2 separate regions of the Homo sapiens genome follow, and region 2 is linked to region 1. A link is an interaction called in ENCODE POLR2A ChIA-PET data of the cell type or tissue named here. Cell type or tissue: GM12878. All regions are shown on one strand. Links, peaks and the distances in the headings refer to the core of each region. The heading gives the core; the rest is flanking DNA.

The links. ChIA-PET counts read pairs that join two places held together with the same protein. Peaks named below come from ENCODE experiments on the same cell type or tissue, not always from the same donor. Only the 100,000 strongest peaks of a DNase experiment are listed, where the experiment ranks them.
Region 2: POLR2A ChIA-PET joins it to region 1 with 5 read pairs; 1 of 35 experiments calls an interaction of 5 or more read pairs at or near these places.

What each region holds. Positions count from the first base shown.
Region 1 is chr4:170,845,104-170,855,323 of GRCh38, reverse strand. No RefSeq gene overlaps it. Among named protein-coding and RNA genes, the nearest start is that of LINC02382, 110 kb to the right of the region's middle. In GM12878, for the core only: no CTCF peak of the experiment used is centred there; a DNase peak (open chromatin) is centred at 5,153.
Region 2 is chr4:170,133,723-170,143,942 of GRCh38, reverse strand. No RefSeq gene overlaps it. Among named protein-coding and RNA genes, the nearest start is that of AADAT, 49 kb to the right of the region's middle. RefSeq lists silencers at 5,091-5,240, 5,011-5,305. In GM12878, for the core only: a CTCF peak has its summit at 5,157 (motif pointing left); a DNase peak (open chromatin) is centred at 5,112.

The DNA.
Region 1 (10,220 bases), core at 4,216-6,715:
AGTCCATGACCTAGAGACTTGTACACTAATGATAATATAGTTTGCCAGCTTTTTAAAATTAAAATGTGACATAAATGAGTAGGGGACATTATTACTCAACTTAGATTCTGTTATTATTTAATAAATTGCATTAAAATGATACTTTTGGGAATAAAAGTGATTTATAATTTGGAACTCTTTAGAATTTATGCAAAAACGCTTTATAATATTGTTCAGTTTATTCTCTAGGGAGTTCAAGGCAGTGGATGAAATTGATTATATTCATAATTTAATATATTTTACTGTAATTCACATATGTAAAATGACAATATTTATAATTTCAAAAACAAAAACACAATAAATATCAATCTAGGTTAACCACTTTTATATTACAAATAAACAAATAAAAATCTAAATAATATATAGCTAAACAACCTGCCAAGGACTAGAATTTCAATACTTTAAATGCAATAACTTGATGTTTTATCATTTAAATAACACTATATAAATAAATATTTTTCATTACAATACTGCTTGTATTCTTTTTCATTTATTGAATCCATAAAAATATATGCTTGCAGCTGTGCATAAAGAATAAGTATACTAAAGCAAATTAATACATTTGATTGTTAAATGTACAGAATTGCGATTAGGGAACTGTATTCAGTTTGCCCTTGTTCTACTCTTTGTAGCACAATGCAGTGAGCTGTTACAATTTTTTTCTTTACCAAAATTAGAAAACCTTTAACTATTTGAATTTAATTTCAATGATTTCTTATTTACCTTGTAAACTGGAAAATTTAATAAAAGGCAAGGATAATATTCCAGATCTTGTATTATAGTTTAACATAGTTTTAAAGTGATGTTCTGAAAACTAATAAAAAGTTAAATTCTGTGGACGTAGCCTAACTTCACAGCCAAGGACAGAAAAGACATATAATTCTTTGCAGTGAACTCTGCACACCCTAGTAACAATCTATTACTGTCAATCTGAGGTTGAGTGAATATCAGACAATGCTAGTGCAAACTCCATCTTTCATTCCTAAAGCTATCCTTCTGTTGATTTGAGCTGCATCAAGGATTACAATAAAAATTGAAGCACTCATAAGTAATACCTCTTCAGACAGGAAAATGTGAACTGTCCTTCTGGGAATATTTAATGTCAAAATCTAATACAATGCTTCTCATCTTCTTTGACTATGACTAAACCTATATGCTGAGTGGACTGACCACTTGCTGTTACACCTGCTTTGTGGCAACTCACTCAAAAAAGAAATCAACAAAAAGCCATGGAACAAAAAGTGATAAATTTAAAGTTTCTTCTAGTAGTAAAATTCAGGTCAAGATCCAACGTTTAATTTTAAAATGGGTTATGACCTCGTTGCTACAGGATCAGACAACCAAGTGGAAAGATAAAATATAATTGGCAGTTTGAAAGGACGTATATTTTCTTATCTCTGCCAAAATACTAACAAAACAAAAAGAAAGAAAAATATATTTTGAGAAATCATTAATTGCCACAGACAATAAGAGATAAATTAAGCAAAGTGATCATATCTTGTCTTCTGTGATGGCACTGGCTCCTAGAACACTACTTCCTGGCACTAGCGTAGATCTTACAGGGCTGACTTTGAAAGTCTCAGACTCCAAGAGCTATTCATGATAAGCCTAGGGAGAAGCAGCAGAAAATAAAATGTTGCCTGTGGAAGTGGTGCACTCTCCCAGTCGGCAGGGGGCGTACCCGTGCCGGGAGCAATCTCAAGGAAGACTATTCACATATTTCTAAAATTCACTGTACCATGACAACTTTCACAGTGATTGATAGAAACAGAATTTTTCATGCTACTTAATTATTTAAATACACAATGTTAAGTGTGAAAACTCAGAGAAAAAGAAAAAGATTCCTCCATTTTTGACATGAAGGTAAAAATATCATCTTACAAGTTTAGATTCAGTCTTTTGTGGCATTCAGATAGGAAATCTTAGTAAGATTCTTAGTAAGGCTTATTCTAGCTAGCTTGCCACGTGTAAGTGGGTAGCACTGAAATATTATTGATCTTGTTTGGGTTTCTGTTTCTGTATGTTGTTAAAAAATTATACAGTTTGGATTGGTAATCTTTGTGTTTCCTTTCCTCAATAAAACTATACGACTTCATGTTCATTTATATTTGTATTATCCAAACAGAAGAGAGACTACGATAATGTCAGTTTCAAAAAGGAAGTCTTTGATCCCTTTAGATTTATTTTTTTATTTTATGTTACTTTATTTTAGTAGATACGAGGTCTCCCTATGATTCCTAAGCTGGTCTTGAACTCAAGCAATCCCCCCTCCTCAGCCTCCAAAAGTGTTGAGGTTTCAGACATGAGGCACCATGCTCAGACTCCATTTTTTATTTAGATCAAATTATGACAGATATTATAGATACCCTTGCTTCACACTCATTCAAACCATTTCTAGCTTTCTTTCCTGTACTATTGAATTGAGAAAGCAAATATACACTTTCTTTGCTCCCTTGCAGGTGGTGCACTATGTGAGATTACGTTTTACAAAATGGGAACACCAAAGTAAGGCTTAGATAAATACACGAGCAATCTGAGGCAGTGACTGGGAGATGGAAATCAGAAGCTTCTAGAAGCATAATGATAGAAGTATTTGGTTTTTCTAAGACCACTGTGATTGAGTTCTTAGTATCTGTTTTCTAGCACCACTGAGACTAAGCAGCAATGATTTTTCAGCAGAATGGATTCTTAAGATGGTGGATCATGTTCTTTCATATGTCTCCTTGCTGGTTCTCTGTCTCTGCAGGCTATTCCCTAAGCTTCCCTATACTCATGAAGTCTTCCTGTTGAAATCAGAGTTTCCATTGCCTTCAGCAAAGGACCCCCATTAGCACTCTGAAAGGTAAGAGGTGGTTTATTTCATAATTGTTACAGATGATGCAATATATGGTGGTTGCTTGAGTTTTTGGTTTTCCCATTTGTTCTTTGGCCTGGTTTTGTGTGATAGTCCAGAGGGATTTAAATCTTTCTGCTGTCATCATTTTTCCTTAATTCTCTAAAAGTTATTTAAAGTCATACTAAGACACAATATGACATTGTAGCTAGGAAAGAAAAACAGAAAAAAATGAACACATTAAGGAAGCCCAGGAACTGATAGGCATCTATCATTGAGATGTAAGGGTTACAGAGATTGCTACTTGCCTCTCACTTCTCAACAAGTAAATGTCTTCTTTCTTCCAATCATTCATTTTGACATGACTTACAAAAACTTTTCAAGAATGGAGCACAGAACTTCCATATAATGTCAAGATGTAATCTTTAGTTTCTTCAGGGGAACTAAACATTCTTGTGGCTAACTTCCCTGGCTACGGTTTTAAGTTATTATCACCTTCTTGCTTAGCAAGTTGCTCATTGACTTTTTAAGGCTAGCGAGGTGCCTGGAATTTCCCTTGAAGGAACTCAATTTTTTTAAAAAAAATCTGGGGATACGGGGTTCCACAGGCCCCAAAGAGGAGTTCCAGCTCCCTCCCAACGGCATTAATTCAAATTTCCCCAGTGCTAGTATTTTACCACATTCTCTCTTTATCTCCCACTTTCCTCCTCCCTCCACTTATATATGCATGTAGGTATAAGTACCTGTGTGTACATATGTGTATATATATGGCTCTTAATGATTTTTAAATTTTGTCTATATGGGGGATGATATCCCATTACTCTTAAACAAGTCAGCAATGCCTTTAAAACGTATTTTTTCCTTCTGGTCCAGGATCTGATTTAGATTCACTTACTACATATGGTGCTGTTCCTGTTTAATACCCTTTAATATGAAATAGTTCCTATTTTTCCTTTATTTAATACTGACTTATAAAAACACAGATTAGCTCTTTCACAGAATGCACTCAAATTCGGTTTTTCTGATGTTTTCTTATCATTGGATTCAGGTTGTATATTTTTGGCTATGATATCACAGACACAATGCTTTGGTTTTCTCATTGGATGGCATCAAGGGGCACATAATTTCTATTTTCCTCATGGCTGTTATTAGCTTTAATCATGTAGTAAAGGTAGTTTCTCACAGGTTTCTCCATTATAAATTTATTGCAACCTCCTTTGTAATTAATACGTAACTTGGGGGAGATAATTCTGCCCACTAGTATTGGCATCCCTTGATGATTCTCATGAGCTGATTATTCCTATGATGGCTACTAAATGGTGATTTTCTAATTTCCTCATTCATTCTAAATTTATGAGTTGGCATCCTACTGCAATGAAAAGCTTTTTCTTAATTTATTTTTTATTCATTTGCCATATATCTCTTTGTGTATATATGTGCCTCTACCTGTATCTATTGATCCATTAATATATCTGTATAGATATCCCAAACCATGTATTTATACAAATACGTCTAATTCCAACTGAACTCAAGAGGGTTCATTCTAGCTGTTTTCCATCTCATATTTTTACCTCATTCCCTGGTGATGAGAAACTTTCATCCCATTACTCTCACTATATGTACTTAAGTGCTCATACTCCCTTATGTAATCAAACTCCTGATCACACAAGCTACCTCCACAGTCCTGACAACCTCCTCAACACCATGCCCACTGGCTCCAAACACCTCCTATCTCCTCAACCCAAATCCCTCCACTTTGGCCCCATTAGGCCTGCTGGCCTCGTAAGCCTCAGCTGCCCTCTCAATTCTGATCACTTCAGCCCTGCATGTCCTCTCTCCCTCCTCAGCCCCTAACCACTTTTTCTGGTCTGATGTAGGCTTCCTCTCTATCTTGACCATATTCTCTGCCCTAGCGTGACATTACCACAAATCCTTGCATTTCAAGGGAAGGGAAAGAAAGAGTAAGATGAAGAGAAAGAGGGAGTTTTTAGATATTTAAGGAGTCAAATTACTACTTAGATAAAAGAACATATAATCATTAGTTTTCTTTGAAGCTAGACGTGGCCATGTGAGTGAATATTGTTGGTTTATTTTAAAATGTCATTTAGAATTTATAAGTCTACCTAAAATGTATTTTATAAACTCTGTGTTTAGATTGCCTTCCAATTGCCCTTTCAAATTTATATCCACCTTCTTCCAATCCATTCTGTGAGCCAGGTAGTGAACTTTCATTCTTTCTTTTAGTTTCTATTTGATAACAGGAAACCACAGACAATGAGGAGAATGATGTCATTATTTTAATTCTCTCAACCATCTCTCTGTGCCATTGCCTCTTATTGACTGTGTCTCCTGACTGAAAGTCACTGCTCTCCAAGCTATCTCCATATATCTCGCTCCTTCCACTTTTCAAGACTCTTTCCTCTCCCTCATTCTTTCAGGCAAGGGATACTAAGTATCTCTGCTTTACAAGTCCTGGCATGTTAGACTTTAGTTTGTGTTTTACCTAAATCCTTCCTATATATTTGTTAAAGTTCCTTTAATAAATGTAATTACCTTAATTTGAGAGCACCATCTGTTCCTACTGGGACCCTTACTGATACGTTAGTTGATATTAAAGTGGCCACAGAAAACAGATTATCAAAATAAGATCATTGAATTTTGTTGCTTATGTATTGGAGAAACATGAGAATGACCTGTTTGCTAAGGGGATCTGGCTAATGCATAAGATCAGGTGGCATCATGTTTTCTGAAGTTATCACAAATCTTAGCACAAGGTGTATTGCTATGACACAGTTGCAGTGGCCACAACAGTGGAAGTGAAGAACGTGTAGTCATTGTGCTTCTTACTATAGCTTTAGAGATAATCTATAGGGGAAAAGAAAACTTACTACCTATAAATATACAAGAATATGGGTTGAGAGCCCAAAGACATAATGAAATTTTCGTAATCACAGGGAAGTTAGGGCTTGAAACCATTCCTAAAGCATGATTAGCTGGACAAGAGGAATCCTATGAAATATTTAATTCAAGGATGCCACTTATGCCAAGGTAAGAGTATTGGTGAGAAAGAAGTGATATCCATAGATATGGGATAAGTAGACATAAATAATGTATAAAATCTGATCCTCCAAATTCCCCTCAAATTCTATTACTGGTAGATGCAGCCCTGTCACTCCCAATGTGGTCTGAAAGATTCATCCATCATCAACATAAAAGCTTTTGGTGATGATATTTTGGGGCACTAACCTTACAAGCTGATTCCATTTCTCCTCAGGTTCCATCCCCAACAACATCTCATTTTATTCAGGCCCATAATTAAATGTTAGTACTAATAGAGCCCAGACACAGTAACACAGGTCTTCTTAAAAAGGAGATAGCCTACATATTTAAGGAGTTATAAGATGATATCAATTGATATTCAGCTATATACTGGGGAGTATGTGTTGGAGTAAAACTTAAGGCTCAAACCTCATAAATATATATTGGCAAAGGTGCATTCACCCAGGATAAACATATATCATGTTGTGCTCAATTTTCTAGGAGTGGCATTATAATCTAGTCATCTGGCCGGTTAAATCTTTGACTCAATAATTCATATAATAAACAGGGTTAAATTAGGAGACCTTCCTGGGTATTTTACAGGGGAAGACATGAAGATTATGGGAGATGGAAATATTAAAATGTGCCTATTGGCTTAAATATGCTCATCCATCTACTGACTATACTCTGAAGATTTGGAAATACTATCTTAGATTTTTTTTTGAAACGTAATGGTAAGGGAGAATATCAGAATCATTGAACAATTTTTTGTGGTAGCTATTGTCCATGGGCTTAAGAGGATAGAAAGAGATCCTGTAATATAAATGGGTTTTCTGATTCGATTGAGAACAAAGGATGTGAAATTATAAAAATCAGGTACAAAGGGCGAGGTGGAAGCATCTGGAACTACTCTTATTCCAGCAAGGCAATCAAGCTAAAGCAATATCTAGTTTCTGGAGGAATTGCAGAGAAAAAGTTTCACCATTAAAGATGCAAAAGGTAAATGGATGTTGATTCTTTTTAAACCCCCATTTAGTGTGCCTGTTGGCCAAATGTGAAGAGCAAATGAGTCATGTATAGTGACCATACATTTTTAAATCTTAATTATTAGGTTGGCAATTGTAGGTTTATTTCCCAAACAGATAAGACCTGGTATCACTTTCACCCTCTCTGCTTTTTGTCCCCACTTACAAGTAGAAACAACAATAGAAAGCCAAATACACTCCCCAAACCAATCACATAAGATACCCGTTTTCTAATTATTCCATTTCAGCTTTACCATTCCTACCAAACGTATCTTATGACTTACTTTTTTCTTGCTATAAGGTTTTCCCACTCTCCTGCCTGCCAATAAGTCTTGTAATGCTGGCCAACTCCCTTGCTATAACAAACTCTAAATAAGCTTTATTTGTTTTTATATCAATAGTCTTTGCTTGTTTTTGCAGTTTCTTTCTGAAGCTGCACCAAGACAAGGTTTGCACTTCTCATTACTGTAGACCCCAGCCTTCAACCAGAGGCATAGTGCCCAGGGAGGACCCTTGAGCCTTGCTGCTCCTGGCTTGGTGAGTCCATGCCAAAGAGGAAAGTCAGCCACAGGTCTGAACTCTGTTCTCTTTGCATTGAGTTTCTCAGCTACTTATTCTCAATTGGTTTCTGGATTTTTTATTGGTTTTCATTTGTTAGGTATCTGTAATGGAATCAGGTCATTTCTTCTCATCCCTTTTGTTCTCTGTGTGCTTCCATTTTGCATCGTGCTGAGTAAAAATGTTGTTTGTCATAAGGAGAAGCACACCATGGAACAAAGGCATAGATCCTGTCGGCTTCTTGTCTGAGCTAGCTTAACAGCCCAGTCACTACAAAACCAACTTGCACACACATTGGCCAGAAACTGGGCTGCTAAATGCTGGAGGGCAAAATCTGATTGGACTGTCCCAGAAGGTAACCTAAAAGATACTTTTTTCCCCACAATAAACTTAAGGGTCAAAAAGACCCGAAGGGTAGGGCAAATTTTCCTAAAAACTACACCTAAATCATCTCTAATAAAAATTGACAGCACCATAATTTAATAATATTGACTCAGAAACATGAAACTGTAGTAGATTTTGGGGATAGACTAAAAACTACTTTCCCACAAGATTTAGAAGTTAAATAAGGTGGCAATATAGCGGCAGCCCTTTTATCTCTATTTGTCAATGAAGTTAAATCTGAAATTAATTCAGACATATAAATTAGATTAAGAAATATCCCCTTTGCCTGAAATACAATGACTTGAAAAACATTTTGAAAGGGCTTTAGAACAATAACAAATAAAAAAGTCAGGACCTAAAATAAACATAAAACCCTGCAGCTTGAACAGCTATACTATGTGGCCCACATTTTAACCCTTCTTAACAAGAACACTCATAGATATTCTGAAAAGAAAAGACACTGGAAAAAAGATTGTCCTATATTACAAAAGAAAAACACAAAAACCCTCTATTGAAATCAATGCGCATTCTCTAAGGTAGAAAAAAGTATCCAAGAGCCTATTTTAAACACTCAAGGTGAACTAACTATAAATATAAATAATTAACATTTTCATTTTCTGTTAGATTTGACTTGACTGTTAGAGCCTGGTATATACAGGTGTTACACTCTCTACATTAATTAAACACCCCCAACTTCGTTCAACCTCTTCCTCAGTGTAAACACAGCTGTAAGTATTCAAATAACCCACAGATTTTCTCTATCCTCCAGATCCTGACTATAAACCTTGGATTCTTGACTAAAAAACACTCCTTCCTGTTCTGCGATATGACCACAGAAAATGAAAATGTAATAGGGTATGGTTGGCAGAATAATATTCCTACTCCAAGATGTCCACATCCTAATCCCTGTTACCTATGAATACGTTAGGTTACAAGGCAAAAGATAATGACAGTTGCAGGGGGAATTAAGGGAACTAATCAGCTGACCTTAAAATAGGGGGAGTATCCTGGATTACCCTGGTAGGCCCAATATATTCACAGGATCCTTAAATGTTAGCGAGGGAAGCAGAAGATATTCAGAAAGGGATGTGGCTATGGAAGACACATCATTATTTCCTTTGATATCGGGGGATGATGGCCAATTGCCAAGGAATGTGGGCAGCCTCTCTCCCAGAAAAAGAGTAAGTTATTACAATCTATTGATCAGATTCTAAATTTGAGAGTTTTTAATTTAGAATTAAAGTAGAATCACTGTAATGTGGTACTTAATCTGTAATTACTTCTAAATTTTAATTTGATACCCTTCATATCGTAATAAGCCACCTGGAAAAACATAACGAAATTCAAATATGCCACTGAGAAAATGTAAGACCTTGGTTGGCACCTAGTGTCATGAACAATTCCATAAGCAAGTTTTTTTTTTCTAGTTCTCCCTGAGCCCCCGCTTGATACTACTCTTTTGTGACCAGAAAAGTGCTGTTTGCCTTAGACTAACACTTCAGAAACTTAGTAAGAGTACTCCGAAACTTGTCTGTTACACAGAAGCATTAAATTCTATGAAATCTCTCAAAGCTGAAAATTTTACTTTTTCTCACTATAAACTTTCACACTTCCCTACTTGCCCTTGAATCTCTTCCCTTGTAGAAGTGATGGTGGCTGACTTCCTTGCTATAGTAAGCTCTAAATTATTCTCATTTGGGTGGTCTTTCTATTTATTCTCACGTTTTTAAAAATAAAGCCCAAAACAATCCGAGAGGTTTCTTTGTTTAAACATTGCTCCAATTCATCTAGTTCTTACTGCACTTTAACACGTCCTTTAGTATTTTAAAAGAAGGCATTTAAGACGATTGAAATACTAATTACCAGTCATTCTAATGTCTCTAATAAATCAGGCCCCTAAGAAGCTCTTCTATCTAACAATAATTAGACCACTTTCTCTTCTGTATATCCTTAACACTGAACACACATGAGTTATAGACATTAGACTTATAAATGCCTCATATATATGACTTCTGAATCTCAAATACCTATTAATGGTGAAGGGTTTGCAATCTTTTCAAACTAAACTGGGGCTTCATTAGAACCAATTAATCTTGATAATTTCATTATACATTGGTCAAGACAGTCATTGACTACATATTTGTTTTTCTTTCTTCCTGCAGACATTTTTTTCCCTGACACCTTCTCCTTCTCTTCAGCACTTGGGTTAAAATGCTACTCCCATCATCTATGATCTTGATAAGGCTTGGTGTTATTCCCTACTGTGTAATTTAAAATCACTTCCTCTGTCTGGCTCAATACAGTCAGGAAGCAGACTTGCAATCAAGCCCAAAAAGTGTGTT
Region 2 (10,220 bases), core at 3,879-6,378, 710 kb after region 1:
CACAGGGTGGGGAACATCACCCACTGGGCCTGTCGTGGGGTGGGGGGAGGGGGAGGGCTAGCATTGGGAGATATACCTAATGTAAATGATGAGTTAATGGGTGCAGCACACCAACATGGCAGATGTATACATATGTAACAAACCTGCACGTTGTGCACATGTACCCTGGAACTTAAAGTATAATACAAAAAATAAAAATAATAATAATAAAAAAGTCCTTAGCCTTAGTAAGATCCACGCTTAGCCTCTGAATCCCCTTGGCCACATTTAAATGGCTATTGGCCTATACTCAGTACCTCCAAGTTCAGGCCACTCTCTTCCCCTTGAGTCACCCTCGCCCTAATTCACTTTTAATAGCTCTGACAGTAACAAGCATTTCACATGGTACTGTACCATCTGTCTCCTGTAGCTTCAAGCTACTGGTACTAAACAATGTATTTTTGACTTATATAATTCTTCTTTTCAATGACAAGCACTGAAATATGTGAAAAGTTTTGAATCTCCATTTTTTTCTCTTGCAACTATCCTCAAATGATATTGTTTCCAGTCCATAAATAAAGTCACTATTCTGAACATACCTTGGTTTGTCCATGTCTCTCTTAAAGAGTAATGCCAATACTCTTGTTATCCAGAATTTACACATCTAAGAATTTTCTTTAGGGAAATGTTCAGGAATATAAGCAAATGTTTATCTGTAATAATGTGCATCATAGCATTACTTCTAATATTTAAGAATAATAGTGTAGTATACCTATATGATAAATTTTAAAAGTGTTTGAATAGACAACAGAATGTCACTTAACTGAGAAACTGAGATATGTTGTCAAGTGGGGATAAAAGATGACAAAACAAAATGTGATCATATGTACATATGTATTTATGTGTGTGTGCATATATCTGAAAGAAGACATAACAAAATGTTAATGATTCTATCCGATCAGCGGGGTTATAGATTATTTTTAATTGATGTATTTTTCTGTGCTTTCTAGATTTTCTACAGTGATAATATATTACTTTGTAATAAAAATAATCAATGTTATTTTTGAAAGAAAAGCATATTGCTAAAACCTGAAAGCAGTTCCCAGGTGTGGCCTGATCAACTCACAAGAGGAGGATTACACCCACTCACTCACTCAAATTCACTTCCACTAATATTGTTTAACATATTGATGTTTCTGCTGCTACATTACAGTTGATTCATTTGAGAATATTCTTCTTTATAGCCCCTAAGACATTTTCACAAACATTACTGCTAAATCTGTAGCATCTTGTTCTTAAAGATTAGATGGGGTTTTTTGTCTTGTTAGTTGTAATTTATAAGTTTTATCCTTAAAATAATGGATCCCATTACTGCCACCTCAATCTCCACCAGTCCCACTGAACCTCTACCATGCCCAACCTGGAAATGCTCAGGACCACTCTCAGAAACAGGTGAACAGGTGGGTGTGGATCTGAGTGAGGTGATCACCACCAAAGTTCAACAATCAGGACAACAGAGTAGAGACTGGTGAGCATGTAAGAGGCAACACTGCCTATATCACACAGAAGGGCTGACAAGAAATTAAGGATAACTCAGCGACCTCAATGGTCAACACTTGTGAAATTACATCATCATCCAGAGTGATGTTCCCATATGCCTAACGAGATAGAAGGAACATGAGCTGTGCTCTAATTCTGCAAAAATTGTAACCAATATGCTTTCAGTTGTTGGGGTGGATCACATATTTACGATGGAGGTGCTTCTCAGATACATGAGAATCTCTCAAGTATCAAATCAAGTAAAAAATTACTCTTGGATACAGTTTTTGTTTTGTTTTGTTTTGTTTTGTTTTGAGACAGAGTCTCACTCTGTCATCCAGGCTGGAGTGCATTGGTGAAATCTCGGTTCACTGCAACTTTCACCTCCCAGGTTCAAGTGATTCTCTGTCTCAGCCTCCCAAGTAGCTGGGATTACAGGTGCTCGCCACCACGCCCGGCTAATTTTTTTGTATTTTTAGTAGAGACAGGGTTTCACCATGTTGACCAGGCTGCTCTTGAACTCCCGACCTCAGGTGATCCACCTGCCTCGGCCTTCCAAAGTGCTGGGATTACAGGCATGAGTCACTGCACCCGGCTGCAGAAAACCTCTTTTAAACATTCCTATGGATAACCCTAAACACTGCAGTGGATTCACGAAAAATATTATAGAATGAAAGAACTGTATCATTACTTCCCCTCATGCAACCGGTTCCAAAACTGTTACCTAATGCAGGTAAACAAATTCAATGCTGAATTCACTTTGAGTGATAAAGGGAGAAAGAAAGTCAATGGATGGATAGGGTGGTTTTGTTTGGTGATCTTAAAAGTGTGTGACTATCCTCATGAATAAAAAGGCTGACAAATGTAGCCAATATGTCACACTGTAGACAGGCTATTCTTAGCTGGAATCATGAAAGTTTAAGATATTCTTGCTCATGAAGACTTCTCTGTCTAGTTATTTTCAGAATAAATAAGGCTGCCTTAAGCCTGTCAATGTCAAAAATACAGTTTCCAAAGAGACAAAATGAAAGTTCAGGATTCAGGCTGTTGCTATTTTAATGATCTTGATAAGCTGATCTAGAACTCACAGAGAGAGATTTATGCCTTACCTATTTAACCATGTCTCACTGTAATACCAAATATTGTGTTTTGAACTATTATATTCTGTTACGTTTTTGCTTGTTTTTGTTTTGTCATACTTCTAATGTTAAGATTCAACAATGCTGTTAAACAGAAAAACCTTAGACCAAATTTAAATTTAACTGACTTTATTTGAGCAGAGGAAAGCAAAGCAAAGTAAAAACAGAATGAAAATGATTCACAAATCAGGCAGTCCTCTGAACCAGGGCAGGTTCAGAGAACTCCAACTAATAACATGATCTGACAGCATTTATAGGAAACAGAAGTACGGTGTACAGAAAACTGAATTGGATACAGCTTCATTGGTTAACTGGCTACGGAGCGTCCTGCAGTAACTAAAGCTCAGCTCCTGGAGTTCAACTTTATGTTGGTTTGGTCTGTCAGGCCTAGTGCAGGAACCTAGTTTATTTTGGTTAACAATACTAAAGTTATATATATATATATATATATATTATATATATAGTGCTTAATGTTTATCTCTATCACACTTCTTTTAGAGTTTGGTTCATCTTTCTATCATGTTAGGACCGCTTTCATCTGATTCTGTCATTTAGGGTTTTTTTTCATGAACCCTCTTAACTCTGTGTCATCCACATGTTTGGTGAGTGTGTCCTTCATATCTTTATCCAAATCCCTGATGAACGTATTGAACAGAATACGGGCCACAACAAGGCTCTGATATTTACCAGCAGAAAACATATCAGATTAGCAATGTGTGGTTCAATGTTCAGCCAGAAACTCATCAAGCTAATAGTATTACGATCCAACCCATAATTCTTCCTCTGTGTGATATCATATAACATCAACAAAAGACTTTACAGATGATATTGGACTTTTTCAAGAAATTAAGAAAGTAATCTTTTTGTTTCACACATAAACCAATGAACTCAGAAGTCAGAAATGTATTAAAACAGAGTTGAGCCCTACCTTAAGAGTAAAGGGACTTACAAAACCTTATTTGCATTTACTGTCTCAAGTAGGGAAATACTTACCCCAATGTATTCCCCTCCTGACCTGACACTTTATCATGGACCCATAGTATCCATTCTGCCCCATAAACAGGAATCAGACATAAGGAATCAAGTCTTATTCATCTCTATTTAGTCTACAATGCCTAGCATAGAATTTCATACACGATACTGTGGAGTTTACTTCATGACTTTCTTAGGTTAGGATGGTCCTAGCAAAACAGAAACTTCTGCCACACTGCTCATCCCATTAGAAGTCCAGTGGTCACTCGAGTTTACTATTTCATATGGTATTGCAGAAAGGAAACCTAGACATAGGTTTGCCAAAATATGTGTCATGCTCAAGGCATGGCGCAGAACACAGATTCCCCCATAACCAGATGATGAGGTAATTGGCTGATAATATCTCTGGGTGTAGGCAGGGATGTTGCTACTACTAGGCAGTCAATATCTTAGTCATTGATACTAGCTGTTATTGACTTTGAATGAAGCACGATCCTCCATTTAATAAAAATAATGACTATTTAATGAGGACAGCTGGCCCAGCTAGGTCATCCCTGAGCCACAGGTTTGGACACAAAGAATACACCCATTCCAGGTCATCAACCACGCTCAGACCTCTCAGGGGCATGAATACAGGCTCTCCCTAGCCAAGTCCATCCTTTTGCTGACTTCGTCCCCTCTTTAGTAGTCTCTTCCTGCTCTGCCCAAACTCTCATTATCCCTTCCATGCAAAAGACCTCATTCTCATTCTGCTTCTTTTCTCACAATAGAACTCAATGTGGCCTCCTTCCCCTGACAAACATTAGAAGCAACACAGAATGTATTTATCCTTTTCTAAGAGAGAGATCTTATATTTTTAGAAAAATTATCCTATCTATACACTCCAGTGGATAAACGATATCCTTTATATGTGTTAGGGAATTTTCATATTCCCTAAATATTCTTCTGAATACATCAGGAACAAATACTTGAGTGTTTACATCAAAACATAAGATGATTCTATGCTGCACACAAAACTAAATAATGTTTGTTCAGTGAATCAATGACTTTATATAATACTTTATATAAGATGTCATACTTTGTATAAGATCGTTACACAAGGTACTTTAGATATTAAAAGATACTGAAAGATATTTTATAGACATTATACATTTATATTTTATGTAAGATATTTATATCATCCTTTATATAAGATATTTTGGATCTGGTGCACTAAGAGGCCTATGGATGGGAGTGTAGATATGGTATACTGCCGAACACTTCTCAGAAAAGAAGAGCAAAAATGTTGAGACCTAGAAAGCAGTGAAATGGAATTAAGGAGTTCTGTTCTTCAATAAGCCAGAAATTTGAGGCAGGTGAATGAGGTTCAGGCAGAGAGCATAGGTTAGCAGGAGATTGGCACAAACATCCGAAAACAATGTATAAGTGTGGGGCAAAGATTCGGAAGAACTGTAAATCAAGTGTTGGGTCTAAGCCTAAAATACCGTCTCTGAATCCTACGGCTGAAAACAAGTGCGCGAGCGACACCTAGTGTTCAAGTCCATAAATGATGCTGCGTCAAGGCTTCCTTTCCTTTCCTGGAGCCCACGCTGCAAGGACCGCCCGCTCCTCGGTTAGGTACAACTCTCATCTGCGTACACAGCAGATACAAACCGCTATATTAGAAATTAAGGCCTTCAGAGAAGTCTTTAACCCATTCCATTTCATAGACCACCCACTCTTTTTAGATATTTCATAGCCCACCCACTCTTTTTAGATATTTCATAGCCCACCCACTCTTTTTAGATATGGGGAAACTGAATTCCCTGTATAGTTTTAGGAAAATGAATTGCCATTTCATAACGAGATATGTTTTCACCTCCTTAAGCTAGTTTCCACTCCCTCTAGAGCAAAACAAAGTATCAGCGAAGTTAAAAACATGGGATGTTCCAGGAGCAAAAGGCCTGGTGCAAGCAGATTGCTTTCTGGACAACTAATAACAATATCTAATCGTTATTGAGTCCCTTGTATGTACTAAATTTTGGACCAAAGAAACGGCAAATATCACCTCAAATGCTGACAGCAGTCCTGCCATTCAGGGATTATTATGCAGAAATTCTATGAGGAAACCGAAATTTGGAGGCTGTGAGTGATTTACCCAGACACATCTCTAAATTGCAGATTTAAATCCAGGACTGTCTTCCAAAACTCACATGCTTCCCATATGCCTCACTGCCTCTCAGCTGTGCATGCATCCCAGCTGAACCTATCTCAGCATAAAAAATTGGTGTAAAAGAAACATTTCACCATGAACATTTCATTACCTCTTTATTAGTGAGTCTTTTAGAGTTGAGCAACTAATTAATTCCACTTGATTTCTTACCCTCTAAATCAGTGTATATCAAACATCATTTTAATAGCTTTTATGATTTTTGAGCATTTATTTTTAAACTCATTTCCAAAAAATATTTAATATTTCGTCTCAAGTAAAGCTCCCTAATTTTCCAAAGAGGAATTAAGTTAATTTACATCACCTAAAGAAACATAGCAATATTAGCGGCACAACCAGGCTAAAAATAAATATTATAGTTAGTGTGTGTATGGCAGATGCACCTGACAGCAATAACTTAAGCACACCCTGACAATGACCATACAAAGAATGTGTGTTCAGAGTTCTGAGCTAAGGAATCTGGGAGTGGCCAACCCAGAGGTTCACTCCTTCTCTATGAAATCTCGGCCCCATCCCTTGGAATACAGGACGAACAGGGGATCGGAGCCCTTTGTTTTGAGTTAGATGTAGGTTGCTAGGTAGAGGGTGCTAAGTGAAAATGCTATATAAACTGCTGCATTTATGAACAGCAGCAGTTCTCCTGTCCAGCCTACCTCCACTGAACTGCCCCTGTATGTAAGTTACCCATAATAAACCCTATGTCTCGTTCACTGTCTCCAGGTGTCTTCTTTGGCCTCTCAGACACAGTGCCATCCCTGTTGGAGTCAATAGGGGTCCAGTCCAACAATTGCCAAGCCCAGCCAGGAGGTCAGAGAATATCCCATGAGTGCCAAAAGGATAGGATCAGGAAGGGGAGATCCTCAGGGGGAATCTCAGGCTGGCCATCTACATCTATGTGGGGCCCAATAGATGGATGGGTCCCACTGCCTGAGTATGAGGACACTCCAACAATGCCAAAGGATCTGGACAAGCTGTTGCAGGGGGTTAATCCAACTAAGCGAAAGTCAGATGCCCAAGCCATCACAGCCACACTTGGCTAGCCTCTCCTGACTGTGCTCCAAGCAGCCAGAGACTGAGTTTGTGGTACAGGCAAGGGTGACTCACTTATAAAATGGATGAGATTAGAAAGAGATACCAGCTTAGCTCAGGCTAAAACATTGGAGACCTTTGGGCGCAGGATGACAAAAGGTAAACCCTGGCTTGTCAGGTGGGTCATTCAGAGGGTCGCCAGCTGCCACATCAACAAGTCAGGGCTATTATGACTAAATAATTCTGGGACCCTAAGTCCTGGAACCCCATAGAGAGAAACTGTGAGAAGGACAGTGAGGACTGGGACAAGCCTATAGAGGTTCCTTTCCTCTCTTCATGTCCAGTTGTCACCACCAAGATAAAAGCAGACCAACTGTGCATACAGGGAGTAGCTCCACAAGACTTGCCCCCACCTGAAAGACTGCAGTGAACCCCAATGCAGGATTATACCACTAAAGAATTGGCAGAGCTGGGAAATTGGTTCAGATAGAAGGGGAGACAGTTGATCAAGGGATGGCTTCTCTGTCTATGGAACATGAAGACAGAGGGTATTATACTCTCCAGACTTGAGATAAGTAAAATGGCATCCCTCACAAACCACCCATCCCTGAGGCTGGCCTCTCCTTACCTGAGTGTTTGTGGGCTGTCAAGCAGTGACAATAGATATAGAGCTACAAGTTGAGGCCCTGGCTAAATCTATGGCTGCAGCCTTCAATGATACCTGCCATGCTATTACTCTTCTCACTAAAGAAACTACCCAAATTGGATGCCTTACTTTGCAAAACTGTATGGCCCTGGTCATCTTAACTGCCATCCAAGGCATAACTTGTGTGTTAATTAAAACTAAATGTTATGTATATATCCCTGATTACTCTCACAATGTAACCCAGGCCATGCAGTCCCTAAGTACCCATATATCTGCTATAGACTCCCTTGTCTTTTTTTCAAGATGGTGGATAGGAGGCAGAGTTATTGTGCCTCTCCCACTTGCAAGGACAGAATAGTCAGTAGAGAGTAACACTGTGAATTTCTTTTTTCAAGAGCCACCACAGAAACTTACCAGGAAAGAAGTGGCAGGCTGTAGTCTAGTCCATGAGACTGGCAAAAAACTAAATTCCCAGATTGCTAGAAGGGGAGAGAGTCTGCCTCCAAGCACTCATCCTGACCAAGGAATCTGCAAATCCAGACCACAGGAGAAGGCCATAACCCTATCCAAAGCTGGAATGGAATTGGGGAGCAGCATGCAATATACAAGTAGAAGCATCATCAGGAAGTACTTGTAGGCATTCCCAGTCTCCAGCATGAGCCTAGGGAAGACATTACTTACTAAATCTCACAGGGGTCCTCGGGGAAGTCAGGCAACATGCTTAGGGAAGAGTTGCAGGGTGAAAGAAGCTCCAAACTGAATTTTGTGACATAATCTCAAGTGGGGATGAATTCCCTTGAACAGAACCTGGAGTGGGACGGTGAGTGGGAAGTGAGCCACAGACACGAGCAGAGCTGGGCTCCCAGCCTTGCCAGCAGACATGGAGAAGCATGGCCTCAAAGCTGTGGTTTCTATCTCTGTGGGAAGCTTATGGCCTGGGGCAGGTCTGAGTTCTGTGCACAGACCGGGATCTAAACCCAGCGCTGTTAGTGGAGCACTGCAGGAGCAAGACCAGCCTCTCCAACTGCATGGGAGCTGGGTGAAGCTTACTGCTGCCCATGACTCCCCACTCCCTTTGTGAACTCTTCTGTGCAGCAGAGGTGCAGAGGCACAGAGGGGAGAGGCAGTTTTACTCTCCCCTCTGGAACATTGCCCCAGTGGCCTGAGAATGACTCTCCCCATAGGGGCTATGGCCTGCCCCACCCAGGAGTCTGAACTTAGACCCATGTAACCCTACCCCCACCTGGTGGTATGTCTCCACCAGCCCTGGTAGCTTAACACAAAGGATATAAACTTTTGGGAGCTTTATGGCCCCACCAATCACCTGAAAAAACAGATTACTTCCCCTGGGCAACTTACGGAAAGCTCAAATCCCACTGCTACTACTGCAGCTGGTGCTGTCTTGCAAGCACCACCTCCTGGCTAGAGGCCAACCAACTCAGGCCATTACAGTACCTCTAGCACTGCACCCAGGAAGGAGAAAATGGCTGCATGATCTCAGCTATCGCCACTGCCTGCAACACCCTGGCTAACCAGAGATCCTGAGTCTGTCCATGTCATGAGTTCACTACCAGTATAAGCAGCATTTAAGGAAGCCAGCCCAATAAGTTTGTCTCAAACCAAGGAATCTCACAGAGCCTACATCACTCCCCTTCCACCTTTGTCAGAGCAGGTGCTGGTATCCACTGCTGGGACATTTGAAGACAGGTCATATGACTGGATCTTTTGCAGATATTACCCAGCACCAGCAGAGAATCTGGTAGCCCCATTGGGTTGCTAGACCGAGAAGAGCAGTAACAATCATTGTAGTCTGGCTCCCAGGAAATCCCATTCCTAAGGGAAGGGGGAGAGCACCACATCAAGGGAACACCCTGTGGGACAAGAGACTCTGAATATCAGGACTTGAGTCCCAGATTGTTCCACTAGTGGAAAGTTTCTTACAACAGAGACACAATTGCAGTGCTGGACACAGTAGAGAAAGTCTGCACCTCTACCCCATCAGGCAGGCAGCCTCTGTGATCATAAAGGGTCTTGAAAAAGGGGTCCTTGTTCTCCCAGGCACACTACTGCGGAAATGGCTAGGGCTTCTCTCATAGGCATGCAGCATAGATGCACATACAGACAGCCTTCTTGAAACAATTCGGGTTGATTGCAGCCCCACAGGAGAAGCACTCTCCAGGTTCAGGACTGCACAAGAGGCAGAGTCATAATTCTTTTCTACTTGGAACATCAACATTTCTACAGATAAAAAGAGATGCCTGTCTGATCTGAGTAACCAGAACATTAGGACAGGAGTGTGGCTGTGGATAGCTTTTCTGCTGGCTTCACAGGAAAGATAAGGTAGCTCCCACCCTTCAACCTGATAAAACTTCAGCACATCTAATTGAGACCCCCCTACACCAGCCACCACCTTCATCAAGGCTGGGACCTCTACCCACCATTGGGTATTATATCTACACACCTGTTTTAGCTACAACTGGTGCCAAAAGAGGGATGCTTCCCCTATTTGCCTGAGGCCTAAATCATCAACTCAGTAAATAAAATACTGTGGGAAAGAAAGTTTCTGGGTGTCAATTGAGTTGGTCTCACCTGTGTGAGACACCCATGGGGAGCCATGGGTGGCCTCTGAGGAGAAAAGTCTCCTTATTGCCTTCATGTCTTTATGCCCCGAGAGCATAACCACTCAGCAGCATTCTGCAGGTTGCTC